4 separate regions of the Mus musculus genome follow, and all the other regions are linked to region 2. A link is a loop called in an ENCODE intact Hi-C map of the cell type or tissue named here. Cell type or tissue: heart. All regions are shown on one strand. Each heading gives the region's core, and the rest is flanking DNA. Links, peaks and the distances in the headings are about the cores only. Region 1 overlaps Fbxw7 (F-box and WD-40 domain protein 7). Region 2 overlaps Gm31096 (a long non-coding RNA gene). Region 3 has its middle 95 kb from the start of Gm31096. Region 4 has its middle 85 kb from the start of Gm31096.

Region 1 (7,864 bases), core at 1,081-6,080, 180 kb after region 2:
AACAAACCTTCACAATAAACAGAACATACTCTAACAGTGTTTAAAGGAAAAAAAGTATAACTGTTAAAGTATTTAACAGTATAACCTTTCCTGAAAATCTCATACAGGCTTGTTTATTTGTTTATTTACAGGCATTAACAGAATTTTGTGCCTCTACTAATCAAGAAAATAAAAAAAAACAAAACACAAAATAGAAGCATTAAAGTTTGTAAGCAAACATGCTCTGACCATGAATCCTGAAATTAGCTATGTATATTTTATATGTAATGTGTGTTTATATTATTTAATCTCCATTAACAAAATAAGAGTTCTATTTGTGGGCTGGTGAGGTGGCTCAGAGGTTAAGAGCACTGACTGCTCTCCTGGAGATCACGAGTTCAAATCCCAGCATCCACATGGTGGCTCACAGCCATCTGTAATGAGAAAAAAAAAAAAAAAAAAAAAAAACAACAACAACAACAAAAAATCAACCAAAAAAAAACCCAAAACCCATGGACCAGATTGAGCCGGAGCGGAGCAAGCAGGGCCCAGAGCGAGTGGATGCTGGATCAAGAGGGGTGGGGGGTGGGGGAATAAAAGAGTTCTATTTACATTAAAATTAAAGGGGATACTGTACATTTTACATACGACTGCACAGCTGTATTTTGCTTTAGCTGTTCTTTTTAATCATCTTGTAATATGATATATAAAAAACTACAGTTAATTAAAAGGGTCAAAAGGAGTGAGAAGCCACTGAAGAATTTTTTCTTGTTATTTTTCTTCAGTCGTGGTACACAGTCTTGGCTAGGCTGGTACTCACCAAGCAGCACAGAGTAGTAGCAAACTGTCTCAGCCTCCCAAGTCCTGATGCTACAGTTGTGTGCTCCCTCATCTGGCTAAAACTTTTTAAAAAGCAAGTGTTGGCAGTTATTTCAACTCAACCTCATATGTTTTTATGGGTATAAAAAATTAAGCACAAAATATTTTAACAAAAGACACACCCCTGTCCATACCATTTCTGTCTAACTTTACAATGATGTGTCACACACTTCAACTTAATCTTCAGAATGCTCAACACCAGACACAGTTTTCCAATTCTTCTGCCATTTGATCTTCTAATAGTTTAACATTATATAGCAAAACTGAGTGCTACTGTATTTTTTCAAAGCATATACTTTTGTATATAGCTTGAAATTTTTAATAACTTTAAAATTATGCCATCATAAAGTAATAAGAGAGACTAATTGATAAGATTAATGCTTCTTAGATCATGTCAGAGAAAGATAAAATATACTAAAATAAAGAAAAACTCATTAGATGTTTCTAGTTGTTGCTTGCCACTGGTTACATTTTTATTAATTAGGGCTCTGAAAAGGTCTGTTCTGCACAAAGCTGCACAACCTCGAAAGCTCTAAATTCATGACAATGACCTTGGACTTCCTCAGAATGATATTTAACGCGCACTGTCATTAGTAAAACCTGCTCAAACACATGCCCCATCTGCCAGCACCCCATCTGCAAAAGAGCTTCTTATTCTTGTAGCCAGTACAACTTCTGCCTGCTTCCTCCTCGTCTCCACACCAGCTGTATGGTAATGAGCGTGAGCAGCTGAGAAATACTGCATGGTAACAAAGCTAATATGAAAGCTTGCAGAACAACCCTTCCCCTCCGGGGAGCAGGCACAGCAGGAACATAGCTGATAAGCTATTAAACAGGGTGCAGACCTGAACAATGCTTCGCCCTGTGTGTGCAGGGCTTCATACCTATAAGCATGTTAAAGCATGGTTCCTATACGTCTAAAATGTAAAAGAATGAAGAAAGCAAGGTATAGCAAAGAACGGCCTAAATGTTTAAGTATATTTGCTAACAGATGAGAAAGCTGAGTTCTTCAAATGCTTTAGTGTCTCTCTCTACACAGTAATGAGGACCGCTTTGATCAGAACATTTTCAAAGATGTCATCAACTGTGTTCCACTTCTTAATTACCAAAGTTAAGGGGCTGAAAAAAGAGAAAGGGTTTCAGAATTTAAAATCATAAATGGAAGGGATTGACTAGAGACAGTGAAGCAAACGACAGAACACATGAACCAATAAACTCTTTTCAATTCTCATTTAGTACTTGTACAAATTCTACTTAATGGGATTCTAAGCCAACACACTTATTCTAAACATGTGGGAATCTGCAAACAAAATACAGAGATGTCACCTATCATTTTCTCATCGATATAGACATAATGGGGTTAATCTTTACACAGGGTAGTCACACTGAATGAATCTACATAATGTGAGTCGAACCAAGCCACATTAACTTTCTATAGGCAGGGATTATCAGTCATTCAGGAAACTAAAAAATAACTGACTATTCAAAATGGATGCTATGCATTTTCTCTCACAATTTAAAAAATATTCAAAACAATAATTCTAAAAATAGTAAGAATTATTACTATATCAGAAGTAAAAGTAAGATATACTGGTATTGAGAACTCATCTCGCTCTTTAGCCACATGGGCTTGAGGACGTGAGCTCTTGTTAGAGCCACACACACTTCCTATGGACTCTTTCGTTGCCACCACAGCAACCCTATGAGATAGTAGTAATCTCTCCATTTACTCAGCTGATTTACTAAGGCTCACTTAGTAAAGGAAAGAGTAAGAGCTCACGCCCAGGTTTGGACAGCACCACCATCCACATACTTAATCTCTCTGCTCTTCTGACATGAGCCAACAGTGAAGCCTGGGTTTGCTTTGTTCACTGTTGATTCTCAGTGTGTCAAGTAGTCCTCAGATCACAGGAAGAAAGCATCGAGAACAACAAATACATGGGAAACAACTGCTCAGTTCTCTCTCACTGAAGTCAGAAAAAAAAAAAACCTGCAAAAATCTATAACAAAGTTTGTAATAATCTCACTACTTAAATATTGAAAAATAGTATTTATCAATTGAAGAATCTTAAAGTAAGACTATATATTATTCTAGGTTTTGTTTGCTTGACAAGTTGACAAAAAAACCTCTCACATTCTTGAAAAGTTCTTATAAAGCAGTTAAAAACAAACTGTACTGATTTTAATAGTTTGCAATTTTTCATGAATTAGTTACATTTTGTTGTCTAACTACAGATGAATTTTACCCTTTAAATTAACATTTCCTTGACTTCAAATACAAATTAAGGACTCTGTAAAACAAGAGTTTTGCATAATCCACATAAGAACCTGAATTGGACTTCACAAAGCAGGTGCAACCATGCATTTAAAAGTCAGATAGATTGTTATCATTTGTCCAAGAACAAGGCTGCAACTGCAACTGTTTAAAAATCCTCAAATTCAGACAAGATTTACAAAAACGGTGCAATACTGCCCCTATATGTTCACTGTAGTAGTAACAATGACATTTTACATCTAAACTGGTAAAGATTTCTGTGGATGATTGAAAAGCTGTTTGGGCTTAAATTGCTCACAAATAAACTATTATTATGAACCACCCACACACAAAAACGTAAATAAGCACAGGAATAACAAATTTCAATTTCCACACTCAAGACCTGTAAGGAAGAAATTTAAGGTAACAGTGTTATTCAACATTTCTATATTTTTTTTCTTCTCAAAACAGAACTGAGTACCATCATATAAAGATATCACAACCCAAAACTAACTGTCCATGTCCTTTTAGGATCAGTATTTAACCTTTTCTGTCTTGGGTTTCTTTTGGCTTATATCCATTTATCTCAGATAGGTGATTGCTATTATCTCAGTAGAAAATTGTATCCTACATTTCAACACTCCTGGATTACTTGATTATTATTTAACTGGCCAGTGTGCTGGGGACAGTAAGTTAGGCAACTTTCGCACAGTCAGGGAGAGGGAGAGCAGAGGACTTGATTCTGACCCAGAGATGACTCAGAGGCAAACCACTGGGATGTGACTGACAGGACACTAAAGACTCTCTAACAAAAAAAGTCTTGCTGTAGAAACATGAGTAGAGGAAAATCATGTATATTTTTTTAAAATAGAATTCAAACTGTATTTTCTGTACTAGAATTTCTGAGAACAGATTATATATTTTACTAAGGGCTACAACAATTCAAAGTGTGTCTGTCCATGTATGTGTATATACTTGTGAAGAAACTTTAACATAAAATACAAGTGTATAATAAAAGAGGGCTGGGAGATGGCTCTGCAGCTAAGAGTGTGTGCTGGGTTTGTGGAGGACCTGAGTTTGGCTCTAAGCACTCATTAGGTGGCTTACAACAACTTGGATCTCCACTTCTAGGTGATCCAATATCTCTGGCCTCTGTGGAGCCCTGTATACATGTACACACACACACACACACACACACACACACACACACACACACACACACACAAAGTGTCTGCTGACACATTGTATTTTGGCACAACCCAAATACAAATGCATCCTGTAACTATAATGGTTATCTTGCTTATTTAATACCTATCTGATGAATGAATGAAATCATGTACCTATGGTTTTGTTTTTGAGACAGGGTCCCACTAGGCAGCCCAAGTTGAGTTGAGATCATATATCTTCCAATCTTAATTCCAAGTGTTGCATCAGTACATAGTATCCAGCTTGTCCTTCTGGTGTTTTTGACATATGACTATAGAACGATAACAGGAGATACATCTCTCAAGAGACAGAAAGGCCATCAGTAGTTCCTTATGGGAGGCCACTCTGTCTTATCCATCTACAATACTAGCAAAATGCAGATAACAGACATAATCTGTAATGGAAGGTTAAACTTAATTTAGCTTTGCTCTTATTTTAATGTGCAGACCGTCAAAAGTGGCTGGGGTTCCTTCCCATCATTTAATGTATATATCTGCCATATTTTAATCACTGATGAAAATATTTTAACTGCAAACTGTCATTATACTACATTGACCTATCTGTAACTAGGTAATAGATTTAGGTGTTTATCCATGCAATGTATGCTTTAAATTCATACATACACAGAGACTTAAGAGAGAGTTCAAACCGTCCTGAAATCTCCAAGAGTCTTCAAGTTTTACATATAAATGATAGTTATGAATGTTACAGTTCAACAGGCTTGGTTCTCTAACTCTGAAGACAGCTGCATTCATGCATGCGCATTTTGAAAGATAATGCACTTATGTGCATTTTGATGTGCACTTCAGAAAGATAATACGGCACATAAACTACATATTACAAAAACTTCTAGCACATTACATTATTTCTGCAGCAAAATAATCACTTAGATAAGTATTAAAGGAGGCCATCATACGTCAACTTTAAGTCTTTTAAGTCTTAGTTTCTAGGACTTGTTAGATTTCTGGTGTGCAGGCAAGGGGCCGTGCAGACTTATTTCAAACAATTTACTCTGCCAGGAACTTACTTCCAAGTTTATTTTTAGAGTATTTTTTTATTTGTTGTTCACTCTACCAGTCTTGACATTCAACTCATTTCTTAAAATGCAAGTTGCAGGTGTGAGTACCCTGCCTGTTGGTATTAAGGCTACTTATCATCTGTCCAGCTTATTGTGGGTAATAAGACATGACTCAGTGTTTCCTCAGTGTGATTTGTATAGCACGTGCTCATTTAATTTACTTTATGTCTAGATTAACAAAGGAAGCAAAACCCAATACTACTAAGATCTGATGACAAAAAGGTCCAGAAAGCAATGTCATAATTACATACCGAGATCATCCTATGTGAAGAACGTTAAGGACACAGGTTTTATGAAGAGGTCTATTCAAGGCTCTCAACTCTGTTCCATGGACTCAGGGTCTTTGAGTGGCCATTAGTGGCATCACACCAAAGGCAAGATCAAAGTGATACTAGCAGCAGTGCAATGAAAATCCACTCTACTGTGATTAGGTTACTAACATACTAGTCCCACGGCCTGACGACCTCATTCAAAAGTAATTACTTATCTTCTAGTTTTAAGACAAGTTCTTAAACCCTCCTAGGCCTCAGATCTCTCATACAAGTGAGTAGGAATACTATAACTCAGTATACCTCATGAGGTCATCTTACGTACTATACGAGGGTATTTTTGAGAAATACTTATAAAGTAGTATCCCATCTGCTTATCCTTATACCAAATTAGATGTTCTCCCTGCCTCACTTTACTGTCATCAAAACAGGAGCATCTGTAGGAGTATTTAATCTGTGGGCTCCAGAAGAACACAGAATTCTCTCTAGTCCTGTTTAATCCAAAGGTTAGAGAAAAACTCTCAGTTTGGTTTTGGGTATTGTGTTTATTGGCACAATGTAGGTGGATATCGGCAGCAGGACAACTAACAGAAAGTAACAAGATGTAAACACAAGCAACAGTCCACATGCCTTGCCATTCTCAGATCAGCTGGTCAAAAACAAAGATATCTCAAGTTCTTTTTGTTTTTACTTTTATTTAATCCTCCCTCTCCCTCTCTCTCCCTCTCCCACCCCTCTTCTGGTCCACCCTCCGACTGTTCCACATCCAGTACCTCCTCCCCCCATCTCCACAGAATGTCCCCAACCACCACCACTCCACCAGGCCTCCCCAACTCCCTGGGGCCTCTAGTCTCTTAAGGGTTAGGTGCATCTTCTCTGACTGAGTCCAGACCCGGCAGTCCTCTGCTGTATATGTGTTGGGGGCCTCATATCAGCTGGTGTATGCTGCCTGGTTGGTGGTCCAGTGTCTGAGAGATCTCAGGGGTCCAGGTTAATTGAGACTGCTGGTCTTCCTATAAGGTCACCCTCCTCCTCAACTTCTTCCACCTTTTCCCTAATTCAACCACGGGGGCCAGCAGCTTCTGTCCATTGGTTGGGTGTAAATATCTACATCTCACTCTTTCAGCTACTTGTTGAGTCTTTTAGAATGTGGTCATGATAGGCCCCTTTTTGTGAGCACTCCATAGCCTCAGTAATAGTATCAGGCCTTGGGACCTCCCCTTGAGCTGGACCCCACTTTGGGCCTGCCACTGGACCTTTTCCTCAGGGTCTTCTCCATTTTTGTCCCTGCAGTTCTTTCAGACAGGAACAATTATGGGTCAGAGTTTTAAACAGTTGGATGGTAACTCCATCCCTCACTTGATGTCTATCTTTCTGCTGGAGGTGGGCTCTATAAGTTCCCTCTCCCCACTCTAGGGTATTTCATCTAAGGTCCCTCCCCTTTGAGTCCTGAGAGTCTCTTCACCTCCCAGGTCCCTGGTATATTCTGGAGAGTCCCCCACCCCCACCCCCATCTCCTACCACCCAAGGTTGCCTGTTTCCATTCTTTCTGTTGGTTCTCAGGGCTTCAATCCTTTTCCCCCACCCAATACTTGGTCATGTTCCCTTCTTCCTCTCCCTGTCCCCATTTTCACCCATGTCCCTCCCTTTCCCCCCCACCCCCATGATTGCTTTCTTCTCTCTCTCAAGTGGGATTGAGGCGTCCTCACTTGGGCCCTTTGGCTTGTTAACCTTTTTGTGTTCTGTGGACTGTATCCTGGATATTCTGCACTTTTTTTGGCTAATATCACTGATGAGTACATACCATGCATGCCTTTTTGGGTCTGAGTTACTTCACTCAGGATGATATTTCCTAGTTCCATCTATTTGCCTGCAAAACTCGGGATGTCTTCGTCCTGAAGCCCTTTCTTAACTGTTGGCCTCTTTGTACAGTGGGCCTCTTAGGCATTTCCCCTTTTGTATTACAATGAGTTTAAGTTTTACCACAGACGGAAGATGCTTAAAAGGTTGTAGGGTTTTGTTTGATTGCTTGTTTGCTTTAAATTTTTGTATAGACCTGTATAGGAGCTTCTATTTTTAGCCAGTGCCTTGCATGTTAGAGACTGTAGTTTCCCCAGGAAACTCCTGATTTCTACTCTCTTCACTCATGTCTGTACAAAGTACTCAGGAAGAAAAAGACTGGTAGGACTTTAAATTGCA
Region 2 (7,864 bases), core at 1,331-6,330:
TATTAGTTGATTGCCTATTTGCTGTAATAAATGTGTGTGTGTGTGTGTGTGTGTGTGTGTGTGTGTGTGTGTGTACCACACATAAGCAACCAAAAGAAGAAAGATCTGTTTTGGCCTACAGTTCCAGGGTACATTCCATCATGGCGGAGAAAACATGACGGCAGGAACAGGAAGGTAGCTGGTCACATTGCAGGGGCAGGGAGGCAGCAGAGAACCGTGAATGCCCTTTGCCCTTTGAAAAGGGCAGGACCAGCCCCTTCCTATTGCAGTTAACCCATTCAACAAAATCCTACTCAGAACTGTCCAGAGGCCAACCTGATCTAGATAACCTTCAATGGCACCATCAGAAGCTCCCATCCAACCTGGGTGATTGCACGTGCTGTCAGTTATATAAAGTATGCCCAGGCCGCTATATCAAACAATGAGTTTATAGGAAACAGAACAGAGAAACATGATGGAGGATACTGAGGGAATGCTGCCCATATAACCCAGTGTCAGAACCTCAAAAAGAACCAATGAGAGATTCTAAAATTAGCTACAAGAGAGAGGGATGGGGCTGGAGAGATGGCTCAGGGGTTAAGAGCACTGATTGCTTTTCCAGAGGTCCTGAGTTCAATTCCTAGCAACCACATGATAGGTAACAACTATCTGTCATGGAGGATACAATGCCCTCTTCTGGCATGTCTAAGAGAGCGACAGTGTACTCTTATACATGTGTGTGTGTGTGCATATATATATATATATATATATATATATATATATATATATATATATATACTACACACACACATATATATTAATTAAACATTTATTTAACTAATCACAATGTGTGGACCACAGTTGAAGCCCAACTAAAACTAATACATTGTAAAACTGTAACATATGGGAGAATTGAAAAGTTAAGTGTCAATTTCACTTGATATATGATTACATCAAGGACAACTGTTAATTGACTAAGTGTGACAATGTTACAGTTGTTTCCAAGATCCTTTTATTTTAAATTAGTTAATTAATTTTTGTTTTTTCAAATGTTTTGTGGACTTATACGTGGTCTGTTGTCCATATCTTCGATGTGTAATCTGATATAGATACTAAGAGTTAATAGACACTCATTTTGTGAGTCTCCCTGGCTAGGCTGTGGTGCCTGGCCGTTTGGTCAAACAACAAATAAAGCATTGCTGTGAAAGAACTTTTCAGATGAGGTTCTTGCTCAATGCAGGGGAGTGTGAGGCATGCAGCCATCATTCATAGTCCAAGCTGTCCTCATGTGGGCAACTGAAAGCCGTTAGGACCAGAGGCTGGCGATAGAGAAGCAGCCGTGGTCTATGACAGTAGCAGAGACTCAGGCTGCTCTTCAGACCTGTACTAGTTGAACTTAGAACTGTGACCCATCCAGCATTTCCTGGATTTCCAGTCCCCAGTGCTGTGCTTACCAACTCAGAGGACAAAAGTCACCGGCCCCTGTATTACTCTGTTCTCGATGCTTGAGGCTTAAAAGGAGGAAAGGGAGTTTTGGGGCGTCACAAGTTTCATAGACTTCAGCTCATGATTGGCAGGCCCAGTTGCTTTGGGGGTTCATGGTAAGAACTCTATCTCTCTTATCTCAACAGTGACTGTCACTAGCAACCTCTGTTGTAGTGACAGGACATTTCCCAACCCTCTTGTGCAACCCCGGTGGTCCCTGGCTTTATCTTATTAACTGTAATCCCATCTAAGACAACCCAAAACCATACAATGATCTCACTTGTAAAAAGAGGGAGGGGACAAAAATGTCCTAGCTACTCTGGGCTGTAACTTGAGAGCCACCAGAACGGCATATATTTGGACACACTGAAGAGCAATTCTTCTTTGAGAAGCCCATGCTCACCCTCTCCGGTGTGCCTCATTATTTTCCTGTCCATTTCTAGTCTGCTTCCTATTGCTGTGATAAAACACTGTGACCAAAAGCAACTTGGGGAGCAAAGGTTTCATTTGGCTTTCACGTCCGGATCACAGTTCATTGGTTATGGACCCCAAGGTAGGAATCCAAGCAGGCCAAAAAACTAGAGGCAGAAACTAAAACAAAGACCATGGAGGGGTGCTGTTTACTGGCTTGCTCCCCCCTGGCTTGCTCAACCTGCCTTCTTATTCAACCCAGGACCATCTTCCCCACAGATGATTCTACCCACAGCGGGCTAGGCTCCCAAACAATCATTAATCAAGAAAAATCCCCCCCACAGGTTTTCCTACAGGGCAATCCGATGGAGGCCTTTTCTCAGATGAGGTTCCCTCTTCCCAGATGCCACACTGAACGGACTGCCCACATCTCTCTCTCTATTCTCAAAGGGTCCACTTCTGCTTTGTACCAGCTCACCAGGAACTCTCCTCACGTGGTGTCGCCAAGGATCCAGCTTTGCCTGAATGGCAGTCTCTGAGAAAGAGCTTCTCGGACTTCTGTGGGCCATAGTGTAGAGCTGAGCCTGCTCATCTGTCAACAGTATTAGTATTATGACGCTACTAGTAAACAGATCTCCCTCCTTTGGTGACATTGTCATGCATTTTATTTTCTTTTTAAAAAAAGTTTGTGTCTTTATCTCTTGTTTGATCACTGATCTGTCTCTTCTCTTCTAAAAGAAAAAGAAAGGGATGGACAGCTTTGGAGGTATTTTAATTATCATAATTTAAAAAATACTTGCGGCACATGCATGTTACCCATAAATAAGATACAGCATCATTACCAAGCCACTTGATAATTTGGCAAATATTTTCATATCCTTAGCACCCTGTGTGACTTACTTTGGAGGCTCCACCATGTTTTCAGGGTTCTCTGTGCTGATACACATGACTCTCCTTCACCTGTCTTCTTACACCTCAGCTGTGCCCCGTTGTGTGAATACAGCAGGCTCTATGGATCCATGCCTCCTGCCACAGAAAGTTAAGCTATTTCCAATTTTACAGACGAGGAGGGATGAATAGCCTTGTGGTTTCCTTGCACCATCAAGAGCCTTTCTCAAAGACTTTTTCTTTTCAACCCCCACCTCCCCCTCTGTGCTCCATGCTCTGTCCCTCTGAGCTCTAGGGTGACATCTTGCAGCTGGCTCACTCTCCACCATTGGTTACTGCCGATCTCTGCCTCCCCGGGCACAGTGGAGAGAAAGATAGAGTGGTTATTTAATGAGCCCAGGAAGGCGTCCCTCAGTGACTGACTGTCTCCTCCTGGGGTAACACTGTAAGAATGAGTTGGGGGAGCTTAGATATCTGAATAATTGCCCTGTCTAGACTCAACTGCCACCTCCCTGACGTTCTTGGCACTGTCCAAAAGAGGTCAGCATTAACGGAGCACAGTTAAATATAGACATCGAGGAATAAAAGGCCTAATTAAGAACCAGGAAGTTGCTCTTGGGAAATTAGCAAAGTTTGCCAAGGCATCTTTAGGTGTGCCAAAGCCCAATTTGGCAGAGAAATGCTGATGAGAGACCCGAGCTGGGAGGTAAGAAGAACAGGCTTGTCCCCCCAGTTCACTAGGGCTGGCTGGCTGGCTGCCTGGCAGTGCACCATGTCCCCCAGGCCACACTTGCTGTGATAGGCAAAGGGAAAGCACAGCTCAGAAGCTGGAGGTGCCTTCCCTCAGTATCGAGCTTCCTCCCAATTACGAAGTTAGCAGAAGAAAAACAAACTCAAGCCTGGAAAAAAACCTTTATCATTTGAGATATACCTTTCCTCCTTCAGACCTGGGAAGGACTCTCCATGAATTCTCTCGGTGTTTCATTAGTGCTGTGTGATGAATTCCTCATGCTGATCTGGCTAGGTGGCCATGTGTCTAGGAGATTCACAGGGGTTAAAAATAAGCTTGAGTTAGTGCTATAGATGTACATAATATGAAGTCACCATTTGTATCAGGTCATGGAGGCTACAAGGCAGAGTCCATAGCCCTTCTGAGCCACTGCCTTCAGTGAAGGTGTTCACGGTGACCTCTCCTGTAAAATGGGGCTATCTGCCTCCTAGGGTGCCTGGCCAGATCAATGGGGATAATGTACTGGAAAGCACTTTGACAAATACGAAGTGCAATTCAAATGGATTATTGACAGCCCTTTGTTAAGTGTTCGTTTGATTGCCGAATGTCCTTGAACGCAATGAAGCATCATTTCTTATAAACCGTTTTATAACTCAGACTTTTTTTTTTCTTTTGCAAATTCTGAATGACCTTCCCTCCAATCAGTTCAGCTCTTGTGGTTTTCTTCTAAAGCCCAGGGAGTCACTGCATGGAATCATGAGAAGTGGAGGAAAAGCTTTCCAAGTCACCTGGTGTGCCTCCGCCATCCCTGCATCCCCACAGACAATGCCTGTGCCCCTGGCTAAGAGGTTCTAACCAGAGAAACTTCTGTGGAGCAGCCCTGGACTGCTGGGCTCCTCTCCCTAACCTGTTTGAATTCAGAGAGTCCAGAGCATTTCCACCTGCCAGCTCCAAGCTGCTGTCCATAGTAGGAGTTGGCCTACCACGGCCCTCAGGTCGAATCTAAACAGAATACTGTTTTATAGTCAGAAAGCTAAAATTGATTTCTCAATTTAAATTATTTTTACATTTTTAAGGTGTAAGAACCTTTTACGCAGGGTGTGGTGGTGCACACCTTTAATCCCAGCACTTGGAAGACAGAGGCAGGAGGATCTCTATAGGTTTGAGGCCAGCCTGGTCTGCAAAGAGAATTACAGAACAGCTAAGGCTGTTACACAGAGAAACCCTGTCTCAAGCAAGGAAACCAACAAACCTTTTTTACATCTTAGGGAACTTTCATGACATGAAGCTACATTAGATTCAAATTTCAGTATCCGTAAATGAAGTTTTATTGACACTCAGTCACACCCAACTGTCTCCACGTTGTCTCTGACAGCTTTTGCTCTACAGTGTCAGAGCCCAGTAGAAACAGAACCTCCTCCACAGCCTGCAAGACCTAGTATTGACTGCCTGTATCCTTACAGAAAAACATTGCCAACCCCTACGTCAGAATTACAAAAGTAATCCTGAGCCCTCTGTGAAGTCTGAGCAATATCACTATGTCGACAGTTCTCCCTAACAAACCCTTGGAAGGGCCTCTTAGAGTCCAGTAGTTGTCCTGGGCACTAGAAGCATTTGAAAACAGCATTAGTAATACTAAGTGGTCCCAAACTTCAAGGATCCAAGACAGGTAGACAGCAGTTACGATGTAAGCAGTACTTAAGACCATAGACCCCAGAGTCAGACTGCCGAGGCTTGGAGAACAGCTCTGTCCAAACAGCAACACCATGTTCACGAGACCTGCCTTGGTCACAATTTGCTCTGTCTGAGAAGAGTAGTTGGGCATTGGACTCACCCAAAAGGACTGTTTCTGGACTAAGAGGCTGTGCAAGGGTCACACAAAGTATCGGCTGGGACAGAATGTTCAGTGAACATGCTCATCACCATCACCATCTACACACAAAGAAATATAATCAAGACTAAGACTGGGGTGGAAGTCTGCGAGTGAAAGTAGAGATGCCCAGCAGGAAGCAGAGACATCAGTCTCTTAGAAGGAGTCTAGGAAGAGCTTCATGAGTGAAAAGACCTTCTCTCTTCTCCACCACTGTCACCTTCAACTCCTCAAAACAAAAGACCTGAGGTCATCTTTGTTCCCTTTCCCCAGCAGTACCAAGTCACCTTCACCCTGCTCTGCACACAGCTTGTCTCTATCTACATCGGTTCTTCCCTATCTCTTTGCATCTCTGCCCTCCTCTAATCACCTCTCCCTGCTCTTGAGATTAGTTCCCACTTCCTGAGTGTGGTGGTTTGAATAAAATATGGAAGTGGTACTAGTAAGAGGTGTGACCTTGTTGGGGTAGGCATGGCTTTGTTGGAGGAAGTGCATCACTAGGAGGTGGGCTTTGAGGTCTAAGGATCTCAGGCCACACCCAGTGTAACACTATTCCTGCTGCCTGCAGATCAAGAGGTAGAACTCTGCTCCTTCTACAGCACCATGTCTGTCTGCAGGGCACCATGCTTCTCACCATGAAGGTAATGGACTCAATCTCTGAAACTTTAAGCTGGCCCCAAATAAATGGTTTCCTTTGTAAGAGTTGCAGAGGTCGTGGTGTCTCTTCACAGCAATAGGAACCCTAAGACACTGAGCAGAGAGACTTCTCCCTTGTCTCGCCTTCTCTCAACCCTCATATATTAACTGCCTTTCTTTCTAGAATATTCTTTCTTGCTCCTCATCCCCAGTCATCCTCAGAGGTAATGTCACTTTCTCAGGGACACCCCCACCACCCACCCCGTGGTCCTTGTGCTGAGCTGCTGCTCTCCCTGGGTTCTGGTACTTGTCACAATCTAGACTGATTATTACACATGACCTCCTGGTGTAAACTCCATGAAAGCAGAGATGTTTTTTACAAGTTTTTTGCCTTGACTGCTAATGGAGACCCAGCTCTGAAAACAAAGCTGACACTCAGAAAACACGTGTTGAGTTCTCAGCCTGTGTGTTGTGACCCTGTTGGCATATCAGATAACTCAAATATAAGATATTTACATTGCGATTCGTAACAGTAACAGTAGCAAAATTGCAGTTATGAAGTATCAACCAATTAATTTTATAGTTGGGGTCACTACAACATGAGGAACTGTGTTAAAAGGGTCACAGCATAGGAAGGTTGAGAGCTACTGATCTGGAGCAATGGCTAGCATGACATAGCTCCACACCTGCCTGCCCAGCTCCAGCGTGTTTTAAACTATGAGTTACAACCCATTAATGAGCCAGGAAATCATTTCATGAATGATCTGGGCAAGCACTTTTAAATAGCTTTGATAAAGACCAGAACTAGACAGAATAGACTAGAATAGAACAGAATAGACCAAACCAAAGCCACTTCAACCCAACAAGGGGAAGTGATTTTTCTGGAATGCTTGTTTCAGTAGCCTATGTGTGCTTATGTACAGTCTGGGTGGAGCTGCAACATGTAATTCTGGCTGTAGGCAACAGTCAAGTCTGAAAGGCACGCTCGTGGAAATGCCTTTCCAGTTCCTGTCTTTCCAGTGTGGGAAGAGCGCTCCAGGGACCTCTGAAGTTCGCCCTTCCTAGCTGAGTGCAGGGTCATATATTTGTTTCCTGAATGGTGGTAGGTCCTGGCTGTTTTCGCTGAGAACACTGGCTCCGCTCCTGTGGAAGAGCTGCCTCCAGGAAGTCATGGTTCCCAGCATCCTCTGCTGATGACTTTCTCCCACCATGGTTGAGTCTTAATGTGTTCCTGAAAATACGACAGACAAAAAAAAATGGGATGAGGAATTCTAACTCCTCTTGCTAATCCATCAAATTATGCTAATGAGTCCAAATCCCTAGCTAATATCTTCAGACCAACTAAAAGCTAAGGAACTGCGTTGTCTCCTCCTATTTTGGCTTCTGCCTGTCTCACGATGCTATTGTCTCAGATTAAGCTTCCTGCCACCCGGGTCTTGCTTACTCAAACAGCCAAGCTCTTCCATTCCTCCTATCCTGTATGGGCCTGGGGTCCTGTGGTTAACCTTACTCCAGGAGCTTCAGTTTGCTCAGTAAAATTGCTTCCTGTTTCAGTTGTGCCCCTGGAAAAACCATGCTGGCTCCTCCTGACCTCAGCCCATGTCTTCCCCATCTGCCCTCTTTCTGCAGTGAGCCCATCAATGTAAGTAAACAGCGGTGGCTTGGGACACAGGTATTCTGAAGCTAAAATGCCAGCATCAGACTTCGTCTAGTCATGCAGGTGAGAAAGTTGTTTAAACATGTATCCTGACACACAGTGGATTTGTAATAAATATTAGAATAAAAACAATAATATAAAAAATGTTTGGTCAAGACAATGAGGAAAGAGGTAGAAACCGTTAGAAATGCTCTTCCCGCTGGAGATT
Region 3 (7,864 bases), core at 2,282-7,281, 100 kb before region 2:
CATTATTGAGAATCCCTGGGTCTCAGACAAACCCAGAGGCTAAGCATGGGGATGTGGGGGAGAGACACTAATCCCATTCCAAAAGGGGCCACACAAAGTAGAACTCATTCAAGCAATGGTTCAGCAGAGTTAAGGGTTTGAAAGACTTGGTGGTATCTCACTAATCTCCCAAGGCCACACTTGACACCTTTGTGTATCAGTCAGGATATGCTGGGCCACACTGCACTGACAAATGATCCCTAAAGCTCAGTAGCTTCAGACAGCAAAGGTGGATTCTCTCTACTTCATGCTGGTCTGAACACTCAGCTGGGTCATTTTCATCTTGTCACCCTAGCAAACAGGTTATAGAGTGGCCACTGCAGAAACATTGCCGGTGACCTTGAGATGAGAAAATAGAGGACTCTGAGCAAATGGTTGGACTGGTAATGTGCTTGCTACGCAAGTGTGAGGACTTGAGTTTGGATCCCTCAGCCCTCACATAAAAAGCCAGGCCTGATCACACATGCTTGTAATTCTAGTGCTGTGGAGAGATAACTGGATCCATGAAACTCATTGGCTGGCCAGCCTAACTGAACCAGTAAGTTCAGTAAGAAATCAGGGGCCAAAAGGAAAGCAGAGAGTGATAGAGGAAGACACTGACGTCAAACTCTAGGACACACATGCATCTGTGTACACATCTGGAGAAGCACACGTACACATATGCCACACATGCACACACACCCTGCACAACAGAGGAAAGGGGAGAGAGAGAGAGAGAGAGAGAGAGAGAGAGAGAGAGAGAGAGGGAGAGAGAGAGAGAGAGAGAGAGAGAGAGAGAGAGAGAGAGAGTTGAAAGTGGCCAGGAGGGTCTTGTATTATCAATTAAACTTATCATAGAACAGTATGCTCATTGGCCAGAATAAGTCATAGGATCATTGGAGTCAGAATGTAAAACACTACACAGTGTCTGTGAGAGGCATAAAGCTGTATTTAATAAGTAAACATTCCAATCGTGGGTAAAACACTGTGAGCCTTATTTTAAATTGGAGTAAAATCATGAAGCACTATTCACAGTGTAAGATGGTAACTGGAACCAGCCCGGTTAAAGCTAGGACAGAGTGAGATCAGAATTCCCCCACCCCGCCACCTCTCCTCGGTGGCCCTGACATGTTCCTGAGGACCCTGGATTCCTGGAGACAGCCTGACAACCACAGCTTCCACACTCACCAACCTGCTGCCTTACTTGATGCTGTTCTCCATTTGTGGGTAATTAACAGTTTTAATAAATGATTTTATTCTAATGGAAAGGGTATAATTAAATAGAAGAGCATCACTCTGTGACAAGCCTCACTGAGCAGAGTGGCTGTGAACAAAGCGTTCTTTGAAATATCATAAATGCAGACAAACTGATTATGAGAAAATAAACAACTTTTAAAACACCCCCTTGCTGCCACACACCCAACTCTGTCAAATGAAGCATATGCAGAAGTCAGTTTTCACAAGAAGCCAATGTTATGACTTGCATGACACTCCAGTACACTACACTGAGAGGAATAGAGCAATCACAGAAAGATATATAGTGTGAGGGTGCTCAGACCCAGAGAGATAGCCAGTGGAACAGCAGCTGTGTGTCCTGGAGGAGGAGATGGAGTGTTGGTGTAATGGTACGGAGAGGCACTGTTGCCAAATGAGAAAGTCCTGAGCATCAACTGCACAGCCAAGAGAAGATACTTTATGCTACTGCTCTGTATACTTTAAGATGGTTACAACGGCACTCCTAGGAGACACAGTCTCACAGAAAACTCCTTGCTCTCCTGGCTTTTACAGTCTTCCGCAATGATTCCTGAACTTTAGGTACAGGAATTGTGCTGTAGATGGATCAGATGAGACTAGACGTTACAACTCTGCATTTTGATTGGTTGTGGTTTTCTAAAATGATCTCCATGTTTTACAAACAGAGGTTTCTTGATGAGGAATGAAGACTACATTTACTTGTATAAAATCGATATTTAGAATGTAGTTAGGGATTATCCCAGTACATCCATAAAAATCTCACCTAAGCATGGGCTGAACAAGAGCAAAAACAATGGGAAAAGTAATGTGAATGGGGGAAAGCCTAGGAGGCCTCAACCCTACACATGACCAGTAGCGAAGGAATGCTGAGAGCAGGAGAAACAGACTTCTCCAGAGAAGAGCACACCAACTGGGCGTCCAGGACCAGATGCTCAGCCCTGAAAGGATACATACAAGCAACATTATACAAACTAAACAGGTTGTATTTCTGTGCAGGAATTTGTGTGTGCATGTATGTGTGTTTGTATACATATATGTGTATATATGTATATATGTGTAATAAATATTAATTAAAAAGAGGCAATGAATTTGAAAGAGCAAGGAGATATGGAAGCTTTGGAGGGAGGAAAGGGAAGGGGGAGTGATGTAATCAAAATCTTAAAAAAATAAAAAGAAATAATTTTTAAAACATAGGTACATTTACTGAATAACTCATTCCTAATAGGATACACATAATACAGCTTATTATCTTTGGGAGATATCCATTACTATATTCCAAAGCATCAGTTGAAGCATTTGATGTTTGCATGAAAAAGTGTTCATCATGAAAACATTGACACTGGGCTAGAAGGTGAAATCAGTGTAATAAATGCACTAATTTAATATTTTAAAAGTTTGCAATGGTGAGGCTGGGAAGATGGCTCCAGGGTTAAAGTCCTTGTCCCACAAGCACGAGGAGCAGAGTTCAAATCTCCATCATGCACATAAAATGTTGGGTAGGTGCAGCAGTCTGCCTGTAATCCCAGCACACAGGGGGATGTAGTATGATCACCAGAGCAAGCCGGCTGGCCAACCTAGCTGAATCAGCAAGCTCTGGGTTCAACCAGCCATCCTGCCTCAATACAGAAGGTGAGGTGCAACAGAGGAAGACACCCTGAGTCAGTGTCTGATATCTGCACACGTGTGGACACTGCTGCATTCTAATCATGACATATGAGCATACACCAGAAGTCCAGTCTTTCTTTGTTAGCATCTTCTCCTTTCCTCTAAGTCAAAGCGAAAGGCACAATTGGTCATTCTCACTTCATCCGGCAGGGCAGTTTCTTAGCCTAGAAATGGTTACTTTTATCATTCTGTGACCAAAGTCCCTGACAGAAACCGATTATGAGAGGAGGGTTTTATTTTGGTTCTCAGGATCAGGGGATTTCATTCTGTGCTGGCAGGGAAGGCAGAGCAAGCAGAGCAGCTTCTGTGATTGCATGTGTTTGGGTCAGGGCTTGTTCACACCAGAAAACAGAAACAGTGGGAGTCAGAAACAGGAAGGGCATATGACCCTCAAAGACCTGCCTCCCTTGGCCTGTTCCCACCAGGAAGGCTCCAAGCCCTAAAGATTCCACACCCTCCAGATGTGCACAGTGACCTACACAGCATTTCTGATTCAGGTTATAGCTCCCGGTTACCCTCCCCAAGTCTGCCCTGACTGCTTCTGGGACTTGAGAGAATCTGTGATTTCTGAGTTTTTATGGCCCATGTGGGAAGGAGACACTATTCCTTCTAGAAATGCTGGAGGTAGCCAGGAACCTTGGGTGGATTGCTTTGATGGTGGCCGGCATTCTCAGAAGCCTTGCACCTGAGAACAGCAGTAGGCTGCAGGACACGTGACAAATGATGGGTCTGGGGCACTCTGCAGAGGATGCTAAGCTATGTGGTGGCTACTGCTGTGAATGGGAGCATGAATTAGGTGATGCACAGGAGATGGGAGGGAACAGTTGTGTGATCTCAGGCAATGGCACTTACTTAGCCTTCAACCTCACTTTCCCACCCATAAAGCAGGAACTGCCTATGATCTAAGGACCTGTTAGAACTGTTCACTTGTGTCCCCTGTCTCCCCCAAATGTGGATTGAGCTGGACATTGTGCTCAGTGCTGGAAACTTACCAGCAAATCCAACAGACAAAAGTCCCTATCCTCAGAGTCAGAAGTTTTGTTTAGGGCAGAATGTTGATTGATAAATAAGAGCTGGTGAGCTGGCTCAGTGGTTAAGAACATTTGCTGCTCTGGCAGAGGACCTGAGTTGGAGTCCCAGCACCCACATGGCAGATCACAACTCTCTGTAACTCCAGTTCCAGAGGATCTGAAGTCTCTTCTGGCTCCACAAGGACACTAGGCACATAGGTAGTGCACAGGTATACATGCAGGCAAAAACACTCACAAGCATAACAAAAAAAAAATCCTAAAGTAAACAAAGAAATGAAATATATAACATGTTAATGCTGCTCTGTAGACACACTGTGTGTTAGTGTTGCTCTGTAGACACACTGTGTGCTCATGCATTGGTATAGTTTTAAATGAGGTAACCAAAGAAATCTCTAAAGAAGCAACTCTAAGTGCAAACTTGAAGGAGGCAGAGGCAAGCACACAGGCAGAGAGAAGAGAGCGGTGGCTCTGTGGGTAAGGTGCTTGCTGTGTAAGCAAGAGGACTTGCATTCAGATCACCAGTATCCATGGAAAAGCCAAGGAAGGTGTGGCAATGGTGGCTGGCCTAACTCTAGAGGGAGGTGGGAGAAGGCGAATCTTGGGGCTCACTGGCTGACAAGCCTTGCAGAAATGGAAAACTCCAAGTTCTGTATGGGACACATGTCAGAAAATAGTGATGGAGGAAGACACCCAATGTCTATCTCTAGCCACCACACAGCCACGTGTGGTAGAATACCCATGCACCCACATGTGTGTACAACACACACACACATGTCAGTGTGGATGAATTGCAGTATAGAACGTGTAGGGGGTAAGTGTTGGTAAGAAATGGAGTTACCATGACGTCAGCAGGCAGAGCAGATTGCATTGAGTATCAAAGACTTCAATAAAAGCTTGGCTTCTTACTGAGTCAGAAGAGAGGATGCTGAGGCAGGGGGAAGAGCATGACCTAGTTCCCATTTTAATAGAATCTTTCTGGCCTCATTGTGGAAAATAGAAGAAAGGGGACGGAGCAGAAGAAAGACCTGTCAGGCAGCTCCTGCGATGGTCTAGGTGAGAGACGAGAGACGACGGCAGTTTGAGGCAAGGTGGCAGTTGTGGAGTGGAGTAGGTTGGTTCTAGGCAACACCTATAAAGCACTCTGCATTTTCTGGGTCTTGGGAAGAACTCAGTGGGTGGTGATTGTGATGATATTATTAAAAATATATGTGAGGAAAAGTGAAGTTGGAGGCAAAAGACAGATATAACCTTCTGTGTGCCAGGCTTATCTGAATGGGAGAGAAGGGGGGAACAGAGCCAGGAACCTAGGATAATAACAGCCTGGGCATCAGGGGTAATCTCAGAGGAACTATTTTGGGACCAGGAAAAGAGATTGTTGTAAGCTTCAAAGGTACCACATGGGTGCCTCAGTGAAGGAGCTGTCCCTGAGCCAGCGCCTCCAGAGAAGCAGAGAAGGAAGTCAAGGTCAGCTAGGAGACTCTGGATCCAGGGACTGGGAGAGATAACCACGGGAACATCTTGTATTTTTGTATGATCCAAGATCCATCGAGCAGAAACTCCCTGGCAGCTGCAGCACTGCAGCAACACTTAATGCCATCTTTTTTATGCAGCCGTCTCTCCCAGTCGGTTTTCGAACAGGCAAGCACAGAGCCAGCCTGGCCTTTGAGGAGCCTGATGACTCCTTGTCCCTCCACCACGGAAGCAGATCCTGGACTACTGTATGAGAGGATTGGAACGTGAGCTGGGCACACACCAGAACAGCAGGGCTGTGGCAGGGCACCTACTGGAACCCCAGCCGAATGTCAGTCCCCTACAAGGAAGAGAACATAATGCTTGTGCACATCCTATATATACAAACATGTGCATACATGTACACACATGCACATATGAACATTCACAACTCCCTTGAGTTGTAAGGACTGACTGGCCTGTAGTCATGCCTTTACTTTGCCTCAGGCTCCATTCAGGTAGGAAAACAATGCTCTAAAGCAACAATGTAAGATAGACTTTGTAAAGAACACAGTCTACCTCTGAGATGAACCACACACACAGCCTCACTAGCTGCAAGTGACTGCTGAGCTTTTGAAAGGTGGCCAGTACAGCCGGTGGGCTGCATTTTAACATCATATTTGCATCAACTACATTTTCAATTTACAGAACCTCCTGAAGCCAGGAGTGACTCAAATGGACAGTATAGCTCTAATATGTTTACCAGCGTTAACCCTAATCTTCTCTACTAGATAAATAATGCCACCATTTGGCCAGGGGACATAGTTCAGTAGGAAAACATGCTTCCTTCACAAGTTTGAGGACCTGAGTTCAAATCTCTATTTCCATATAAGTGCTGGGTGCAATGGCCAGAGCATCTGTATTCACATCCCCTTGTGGGGATATAGGAGGTGAACATGAGAGAAACGAGAAGCTCCCAAGCTAGCTGACCTGGCAAATGGAGCAAAACAAGAAAGGGATCCTGTCATGGTGTGTATATGCTCAGCCCAGGGAGAGGCACTATTAGGAGATGTGACCTTGTTGGAGTAGGTGTGTCACTGTGGACATTGGCTTTAAAACCCTCATCCTAACTGTCCTGAAGTCAGTATCCTGCTAGTAGCATTCAGATGAAGATGTAGAACTCTCAGCTCCTCCTGCACCATGCTTGCCTGGATGCTGCTATGCTCCTGCCTTGATGATAATGGACTGAACCTCTGAACCTGTAAGCCAGCCTCAATTAAATGTTGTTCTTGGTCATGGTGTCTGTTCACAGCAGTAAAACTCTGAGACAGATCCTGTCTAAGAAGGAAGGTGAGAACCAGCAAACCGGAGATTGTCCTCTGCCTCTGCAAGTGTGTCAGTGGCACACACACACACATTCACAATCATAATGCTTGTACATATCCTATATATACAAACCTGAGCACACATGTACACACATGCACATATGTACATTCACAAGAATGTACATATACATATCTCTGGGTTTGGGGTCCTTGTTTTAGCATCCTATTGAACAGGCAAAGAGCTTAACCCAGTGAGCACTGAGCCAGCCTTTGGGACACCAGTCATTCTAATTGATGGTACCCCTATGAGCCTCGGGTCTTCCATCTTCCTCTCAGGACAATGAGAGACTCGAAGTACTCTAACATTTTTGAGATTCTTTGCAAATAAGACTGGCCTCTTACGTTGACTTTCTCTCAAGCCTCAAATCTTCTGAATAAAAGCAAATCATTTTACGAAAAAGATACAGAACATTCCAAGTCCTCCGTTCATTTCTAAATCCATGGGCAAAAAGAAAAAGCAAGTTGGCTTTTTGCCCATATTCTTTAGATTTACAATGGAAAACCTCAAGGCCAACCATAGACGAAAGTGGCAGAAGCTATCCCAGTGCCAAGCTCTGAAAATAGCAGTTGTAGCAGCCAATCCAAGGCCGGCAGTGCTACCCCACAAGGTGGAATGTTTTGCTGTTGTTTATATAACTTACCTAGGCAATTAAAATCACAGGAAGAGCGAATGACAGCTTTGGTTAGGTTGCCTTGCCTCTAGAGGGGAAGGCAGCCAGGAGCTGCAAGAATCCCCCTTAAAGTAAAAATGCTGCTCTGTTTCTCAAAACTGGCTGCTGAAGGCACTGGTCAGAACCAAAATCATGCTGCGGACTTCAGAGGCCAAGCTGGTGTTGGGATGGAAAGCGTCTCTCTTATGTAGCTGATAAAAAGGTGCCTGCCCTGACTGCTATGTCATCTCTCATTTTATCCCTTCAACGACCCTGTGATACGGCTATAAAGATTTCCTGAGTTTAAGAAACAGAGCCAAGGTCACACAGATGACAAATGACAGAGCCATAGTCCCAGGCCAGCTCACCTCCACCAGAGCTTTGGTCCTGCCTGCCCACAGATGCCTGGGCA
Region 4 (7,864 bases), core at 273-5,272, 92 kb before region 2:
CACAGCAGGGAACAGCGTGGGATGAAAGAGAAGACAGGAAAGGAGCCTGCCATCGCCTGTGCGCATCACCTGCATGCATGAACCTATCAGAGCAGGGCACACATCACCTGTCTGCATGCACACATAACTCCGGCACCCACGCACCTCGAGAGACTTGATAAAACCCCCACAGTTGCTGCCTTTATAACTGTGGACTCTGCCATGAGATTGCCTAAGGGAAGAGACAAATGGGGCACGTTTCTTGCCCTGCCTTTGAGATAAGCCACCTGTGACCAAGACTGCCAGAAAAATGCCTGGAGGACTCTGAGTTTCTATGTGTGCTAGGTTGGCTTTTATGCTCTCAGTGTTGACCAGCCCTAGCTCCTCCTTCCCCAGGTCTTCCATTCTCGACTCTGCTGAGCATCGCAGAGCAGGGAGAAGCCTCTTAGGCCACAGGACCTCAGGCCTCAGTATCAGAGACATTTTAGGATCTTCCTTCCTGTGCATTGCTCTGTCAGGCTGAATAAATATTGACTATCCTATAAAACGCAAAGCCTCGTGTTTATACACCCCACGCCCCAGAGGCTGCTGACGCCCTGCCTCAGACAACACAGTGCCTGTGGAGGGCTGGGAGCCCCACTTCAGAGCACACCCAGCCTCCAGCTGTCAGGGTGGGGTCTGCTCTCCTGGGAGACAGCCTACAATAACAGCAGGCACAGAGTTGACAGGTGCTAAGCAAGCATGGTGCTTCTGTGTCCTTGGGAATGGTACAATGCACTGTACCCAGTGGGAACACTTTCGTTACAAACAGCCAAGACTAGGCCTGTGGAATGCCATAAAGAATTCTGACTCTCTCTCTCTCTCTCTCTCTCTCTCTCTCTCTCTCTCTCTGTGTGTGTGTGTGTGTGTGTGTGTGTGTGTGTGTGTGTGTGTGTCTTTGCTGCCCTGAGCTACAGACTTTGAATCTTCAGAATTGTCATCTCATGGTTCCAAGATGGCTGCTGGAGCACCAACCTAGAGGGAAGGGCTAGGGTGGTAACTTCTTTCTCCCTGATGGAAGCCCTTGTAGATTCACTTGATATTTTTCTGGCTATAGCATAGTCCCATGAGGAATCACAGGCATAGAGGGGAAGGAAACAACTATGACTGGCTTAGACCACCCATGGCTTATCCCCTGGACACTGGGAGGGAAAGCCCCTTGATCTGAGACCAGGATATCTTTGCCTGATGCAAATACTAGTTGTAGGATAGGTTCTGAGTGGACTCTGCCACCTGCTGCCATTAGCAGGGCCATGGGAAGGCAAGGTACCACTGTAAAGAATTAATATTTTCAGCAAGTGACCCTCTATGGAGTGTAATCACACTGTCTTTCTTCTCTCTCCTGAAAAACAGGGTGCCAGGCCTCTGAGGGGGCCTGGGGATCATAGGGAAACCCAGCTCCCACTCATCTATAGGAGGCAGATGCCGTTAATGAATGAAGATAAGGCTGTAGAGCCATCTGGGCCAATGTCAGAGTCTAGCTCTGCCATTTTCTCAGCTGTGTAGCCATAGGTGTCATCAAGTAAGGTCCAGACAGCAGACAGGGATCACTGCACACACGTTATCCAAAAGGACTTTGAATAAAAACACAGTTGAAGGGAATCAAGAACAAGAACACTGAGACAGCATGAAGACCTCTGCTTCAGAAGATGGCTGTCCCTAAGAGAGTGGAAGCTTATGAAGCCAATCCAGACCTCCAAGGGGAGAATGCTCACCAGGGCTGGAGTCTCCCAAGAGGCTCAGAAAAGCCGACTCAGTCTCTGCACCAAGCTGGTGTGTTGCTCATAGAGATCAGAAGCACAGAGAGATCCCTCAGGCTCCAGAGGAAGTCAGCCCATTCTCTTATGGTCTCCTAGCCTCCCTTTAGCACTCACTATGGGCAGTGCCTTCCAGAGAAGATAGGTTTACATTTAGAGGCAATAGTCACAGGAGTGTCACCTAGTTTGAAAGGTGGACCTTCATTGCCTCAGCTGTAAAGTGGGGGATGCATGACCTGACATATGAACTACTGCTAAATTCCGTCTGCTAAAGACGAAACTGTCCTCCTCATGCAAAATGCACACCTTCTCCCATTGCGAAATTTGTTTAAGTTCCTGAGAAATTCTCTTTGATGACAGAAATGAAAAGACTACTCTAGGATGGTCACCAAGACAAGATTATGCCAATATTCCCTACTCTATATAAACAGTGAAATACTTCTTGCAGGGGGGGTGTCTCTTAGCATTAGCTAAGGTCATTCTGTATGCCAACAGAAAAATAAAGACTTTCTCCTGATGTCTCTGAGTGCTTGATTGAATTCTCAGCTGGGGGTGGGGGGTGGTGGTGAATACTTCCCATAACCCTACAAGAAATGTGCACATTTTGTTTAATTGCCTAACATTACTCTTTAGATCCTAGGACAGGCCTGAACTACAGTGGACACTAACAAACAGAAATTGTAAATCAAGGGAATTTTTTTATTCAAATTTTTTAAAAAGGTGGAGAGGACTTGGCTAAGATAACTAAGTCTACCTATAAATGAGTACCAGGACCCAAAGTGGAGCACTGGAACCTGTTTTGTTCCCTGACAAGGACAAAGTGTGGGGTATTGGGTTTATTCTGTAGCACAGTGGAGTGTGTGCTATGAAATCGATGCAGCCATGGATGGGGAGAGGTGATATCTATTTTTCCATTGATGTTTGTTCTTGATTATCCTCACTGGCATCCCACTCCTGAGGCATCCCGGTAGTGCCAGGGTGGGGACTCAGATGCATTCCATCTGGCTCATCCCCTTTTGCCTCTGTGTCCTTCATGGCTGTCCCTAACTTCCTGTCCACTACCAGCATCAGTCTGAAGGCTGAGCCCCAACTCCTTAGGGAGATATATGTAGCTGCCTAAGAACTCTACCCACCAAACATCTCAAACCTTCCCTGTTGGCTTGGGGACAGGGTTGGGAATAAGCGAAGGGCTGAAACATTCAGAGCCTCTTCCTAGACACAGCAGTGGTATTTGTCTTTATGGAAAAGATGGGGAGCCAAGTTGCAGGGACTCACAACTAAGTCCAGTCCGGGCCAGCCCAGGCTAGCCCAGAGTCTCTGACCTGCCAGTATTGCTTCTTCCCTGGGACCAGAAGCATCACCTGAGTGGTATCTACTGGAATTCTATTCTGCCTTTTCCTCCTAGGTTCAAAATAAGGCTTTCTTGGTCCTATCAGGCTCCAACCTGCCTGTGTTTTCCCAGGCAAAGGAGCTGGAGACCTGGGGTTCACAGATAGCCTTGTATGGCTGTTTCTACCAAAATTATACATGAAACCAGAGAGGTTCATGAAACACATATGAAACCAAAAAGTAGTGTGGGTGTGGAAGGAACTGGGAAAGACTAGAAAAGAGCAAACAGACTTTAAATACATGTGTGTGTATGTGCACGTGTGTGCGTGTGCACGTGCATGCATAAGCTTAACCACCTCTGTCACCTGCTTTGACCTGGAATCCGGAAGTGCTCTTTATGACCTTATAGCTTAGAAGCAATGATATCCTAAGTAGAGGCTACAGGTGGAAGCAAGAGTCTGAGGAGAGGGGTCCTGGGCAGAATGTGATTTTAGGTCAGGCTTGAGAGACAAGGGGACATGGGAAGGGGTGGTTTAAGAGAAGAGTCAGTGCCAAGGGTGATATTTTGGACATAATATGATTGAGAAACCTATTAGATACCCAAGCAGATCTGCCTGACAGACAAATGACTGAGCATATTGAGAGTGGGGAGGGAGGGAAGATGAAAAGGAGGGAGGGAGGGGAAAAGGGAGGAAGGAGGAAGAGAGAAAAAAGGGAGAGGGAGAGAGAGGAAGAGGAGGAGGAGGAGGAGGAGGAGGAGGAGGAGGAGGAGGAGGAGGAGGAGGAGGAGGAGAGAAGAGAAGAGAGAAATCGCTGTATCATGCTGTCCTGCCTATAGTTGAAATTCCACATGCTGCGGAGATTCAGCCAGCAGGCCTGTGGAAAACTACTGAAGACTCCCTTGCACCACAGACTCTAAGTTTGAACGAAGGATTGGCTGGCTGCTTCCAAGAAGTATTTTGTGAGGACGTTGAGCGCTTCTTTCTTTTAGCTGAAGCACTTGACTTTGTCAGCAAGCCCAGATTGCATTTCTCTCACTGGGGTGAGCTCGCACCGATCACTATGAGCAGGCTCCCAAGAGGCTGAAGAGGAGACTCTCTGTTGGCCCCAAGGAGCAGAATCATCTTCCAGTCACCTCCTTGTGTCCTTCATAGATGTCCCTGCCTCCCAGACCCCAGCCAGGCTATCCTTTCTTCAGACAGACACATAAGGGAGACAGCACTCAAACTCGGGGTGTTTGGGTGAACTGCAATCAGAGAGGGGGTGGACTGAAAGGCTTAAAAGTGTTTCATTATTGAAGTATTAAACCTCTCTGAGCTGATCGGAAACTGATAGCTGACAGCCTCTATCCTGAGCTTCCCACTGGGTTTATACAGACCTCCCCATCCAGGCTGGAGGCCCCACACTTCTCAGACTATAGAAGGTAAGTGTTGGCTACAGTGAATGCCCTGAGTTTCCATTCCAGCTGTAGCTGACACCCCTTTTCCTGGGTTGGTGCCCACACTAGATGGATTGTCGGTTAAATATAGTGAGTCGTGTCAGTGGCATGGGGCATCAAGTCATGACAGTCTACTGCCAGTCTGTAACAGAGACACAGCTGGGAAAGTGCCCCAGACCCACTAATATCCCAATCTTGTCAGAGCCAGGACAGATCAAGACACCGTCCCCAGTGTCCTCTTCTTGCTTCCGTGGTGCTCCATCTCTCAGACAGGACACTCTGACCCTAGATATGTTTGGATTATCAAGTCCAGACAGTTCTGGTCTGAAATCTATCCTGTCCATTTAAGGAGACTTTGAATATATCTTCTTTGATCTAGTGTTGGCTGCCTTTAAAGTTTTACTCTCCAAGGGAAATTGTATTTCCCATTTCGAAGTTCTTAGGGATACCTCACTCTGGCAAGCCCCATAGACTGTCTACTCACAGGAGGTTAATCTTCATGAAATCCATCAGAGTTAAAGCTGCAGGGACCTTAATAATCATTTAATTCAGCCCTCTGGTTTTATAGGCCAGGTAACCAAGGACCACAGGAAAAAATGGCATGTTGGATCATTATTTATAACGGACATAATATTTACAACCAGTACAAATCACAAAGAAGACATTAATAAACTGAGCACACTGGAAAGCTGCTCACTCTGATTTTTTATAGTGACACAGACTAGTGACCTTCCTGGGCAGACGGAGACCCCTGTTCACTGAGAGGACATGGAGAACAAATATAGCAGCAAAACTCCATGAGCAGAAATCTCTGTTCTCGTCTGATAAAAAGAAGCAAAGAACTCAAAAAAGGAGTGAGAGAAGGCCTGTGAAGGCAGTATCACACAGCATCAGAGATGGTTTGGTTTAGACATGGCTCAATTCAGAGACAGTACAGTTCAAATATGGTCCAGCTCGGATATGGTCCTTCTCAGAATCTTCTTTCTAAAGCAAAGAGATAACTATGTGACAACTATTTGTCATAGTGTGGGTCTCCTGATATCTACTTTTCTTTCATAGCTGCCCATCTTCTGTTGAACAATCATCTCTGTGTTTCTGGATGATGATCTAGGAGATATGAGAACCCTGGTCCCTGACTTCCCTTACCATGTGTTTTCCATATCACCCTATTCAATTCCATCGATGCTCAGGTGAGCCTAGATTATTCTCTGTTTCTGAGAACCCAATTCCCCAACCCACAGTCCTCCCAAAGGCCCCTACTCAGAGACAGAGTCAAAACGGGCATCTGAAATATCCCTGAAGCAGTCTTCAGGGTTGAATTGATCCCCACTTATTCATTGCCAACCCCACGCCATCAGATCACAGCCACACTAGGCGTCAGGGTCTTTATAGAACTAAGGTTGAACGTGGCTATTGGGTAGGCCTCTCTCCGACTCTGTCCTTGTAAGAGTTGAAATCTGACACAGAAGGAGGGAAAATAGTATGTAAGAAATGCAAGAAGATGGCCATGTGTAAGCCAAGGAAGAGGCCTCGGGACGAACAGCCAGCCTCTTTACCTTGGACCTCTTCATCCTTCAGAACCAGGAGGAAACAGAGCTCTGTTGTTGAGTCCAGGTGCTTTGTTATGGTCACCCCAGCAGCTTGATGGATCCACATCCACAGTTGCTGCACCACCGTTTAGGGCATTGTGCCAACCAGCTTTATCAAACCAGTCGGCCATGAAGCAGCTCAGATGAGCGTGCTGTTCTTAAAATCACATTTCCTAATCAGACTCTAAAAGAAAAATCTCCCTGGTGATAAAGACATTGAAGAGGCACCAAAAAAAATTCCATGGCCAAAAACTGCCCAGCCTTCCCTCCCTTTGTCTCGTTACTAATGGACAGTGCCCAGAAAAGCAAGACAGATGGCTTCTTGGAGAAAACCATCATTTCCTAATAAATGAATGAGAACTTAGGGCCCCAGATGACAAGGAATTTTATCTTGTTCTCCCAGCATCTGCTTGGAGGAGGGAGAACAGACAAATGCAAAAGACAGTTCTCTTGTCTCCCCCTCCACACAACTTACTCTAGTACAGGGTTGGAGGGGGGGATGGTGGGAGGAGCTTCTTTCACCTTTGAGCCTCCCTCCTGTTCGTGCTTCAAGCAAAGCATCACGGGGGTTTCCCCTGACACAGGCAAGCCATTACAGAGGCCTCCTGGGGAGAATAACTCCGATGTTACCTCTTGGAAGGTCACTGGGAAGTGCTTAGGGCAGAGGGACTAGGAGCCAGTGGAGGCCAAAGGGCGGAATAGTAATGGAGCCTATCACCACTAGCTCTTAGCATAATGGAAAAGCCGTTTTCAGGGCAATGCTGGGGCAGCCTCACACAGCAATGCAATCTTCTGGAACGCTGGGTGGGCAGTGACAAGCAGTTTATCTTCCATTACTCAAAGGCCTTAAATCACCCTCCACCCCAATGTCAGCATCCACAACCAGACCCTGACTCCCACGCTGCAGGAGCGCCTAAGATGCTCCCTACCGTCCCTGGTGAATGTAACGAGGTGTGGCACCGAGGTACAGGTTGTACTGTATCCCGGAATAAAGATGCCGAAGTTCTAACTCCCAAGCAGCACGGAGTGAAACCTTATTTGGAAACCAAGTCTTAACAGAAGTAACCAGATTTTAAAAAGGTCCTGGGAGTTATTGAATATGACTTATGTCTTTATAAAAAGAGGAAGCAGAGCACAGAGCCATGCAGAGAAAGGGGCATGTAGAGATTAAGTCAGGGGTAGAGGTGGTTCTCTCTATGTTGATGAACATGAAAGATCACTAGGGAACAATCAGAAGCTTAAGGGGACCAGACTGTCCCTCACAGCCTCAGAAGGAATCTACTTTACCTGTACTGTAAGCTCAGAAATGGAAGACAAGGGCTTTTTGTTATTTAAGCCTCTTCTGTTGAGGTAGTGCTTTGCTAAGGCGGCCCTAGGGAAGGACTACACATAAAATTCTACCCGAAGAAGGAAGAAAAAGGTCTCCTCTCAGCAGAAAATAATCTCCTGGCCTGTGGAGATAGGGATGAGGGAAGAGAACGCTGACATGTTCTGTCAGTGTCTGGAACACAGGGTGGGCAGTGACTTTATCTTCCATTACTCTAAGCCCTCTAATCACCCTCCACCCCAATGTCAGCATCCACAACCAGACCCTGACTCCCACGCTGCAGGAGCGCCTAAGATGCTCCCTACAGTTCCTGGTGAATGTAACTAGGTGTGGCCTATTTACCTAGTGTCTAGACCATGAGTCTGCAAGATAGCAGTTAGCCAGGCAAGGGGAGGTACCAACTAAA

What was found. Peaks named below come from ENCODE experiments on the same cell type or tissue, not always from the same donor. Only the 100,000 strongest peaks of a DNase experiment are listed, where the experiment ranks them.
Region 1: it touches region 2 in a loop (2.0-fold over the local background); 2 of 42 quality-filtered maps call a loop at or near these places.
Region 3: a loop joins it to region 2, with 2.2 times the contacts of the local background. A loop is called at or near these places in 3 of 42 quality-filtered maps.
Region 4: it touches region 2 in a loop (2.1-fold over the local background); 3 of 42 quality-filtered maps call a loop at or near these places.

The regions. Positions count from the first base shown.
Region 1 is chr3:84,931,908-84,939,771 of GRCm38, reverse strand. All of the region lies in intron 4 of Fbxw7 (F-box and WD-40 domain protein 7), which reads right to left. Among named protein-coding and RNA genes, the nearest start is that of Gm40080, 57 kb to the right of the region's middle. In heart, for the core only: a CTCF peak has its summit at 3,326; a DNase peak (open chromatin) is centred at 1,571.
Region 2 is chr3:85,111,689-85,119,552 of GRCm38, reverse strand. It overlaps Gm31096 (a long non-coding RNA gene), which reads left to right. Exons shown (of 2, transcript XR_003954509.1): 2 at 4,199-5,802. Among named protein-coding and RNA genes, the nearest start is that of Gm31096, 6.4 kb to the left of the region's middle. In heart, for the core only: no CTCF peak of the experiment used is centred there; a DNase peak (open chromatin) is centred at 3,242.
Region 3 is chr3:85,212,662-85,220,525 of GRCm38, reverse strand. No RefSeq gene overlaps it. Among named protein-coding and RNA genes, the nearest start is that of Gm31096, 95 kb to the right of the region's middle. In heart, for the core only: no CTCF peak of the experiment used is centred there; a DNase peak (open chromatin) is centred at 5,405; H3K27ac peaks cover 722 bases.
Region 4 is chr3:85,202,876-85,210,739 of GRCm38, reverse strand. No RefSeq gene overlaps it. Among named protein-coding and RNA genes, the nearest start is that of Gm31096, 85 kb to the right of the region's middle. In heart, for the core only: no CTCF peak of the experiment used is centred there; no DNase peak of the experiment used is centred there.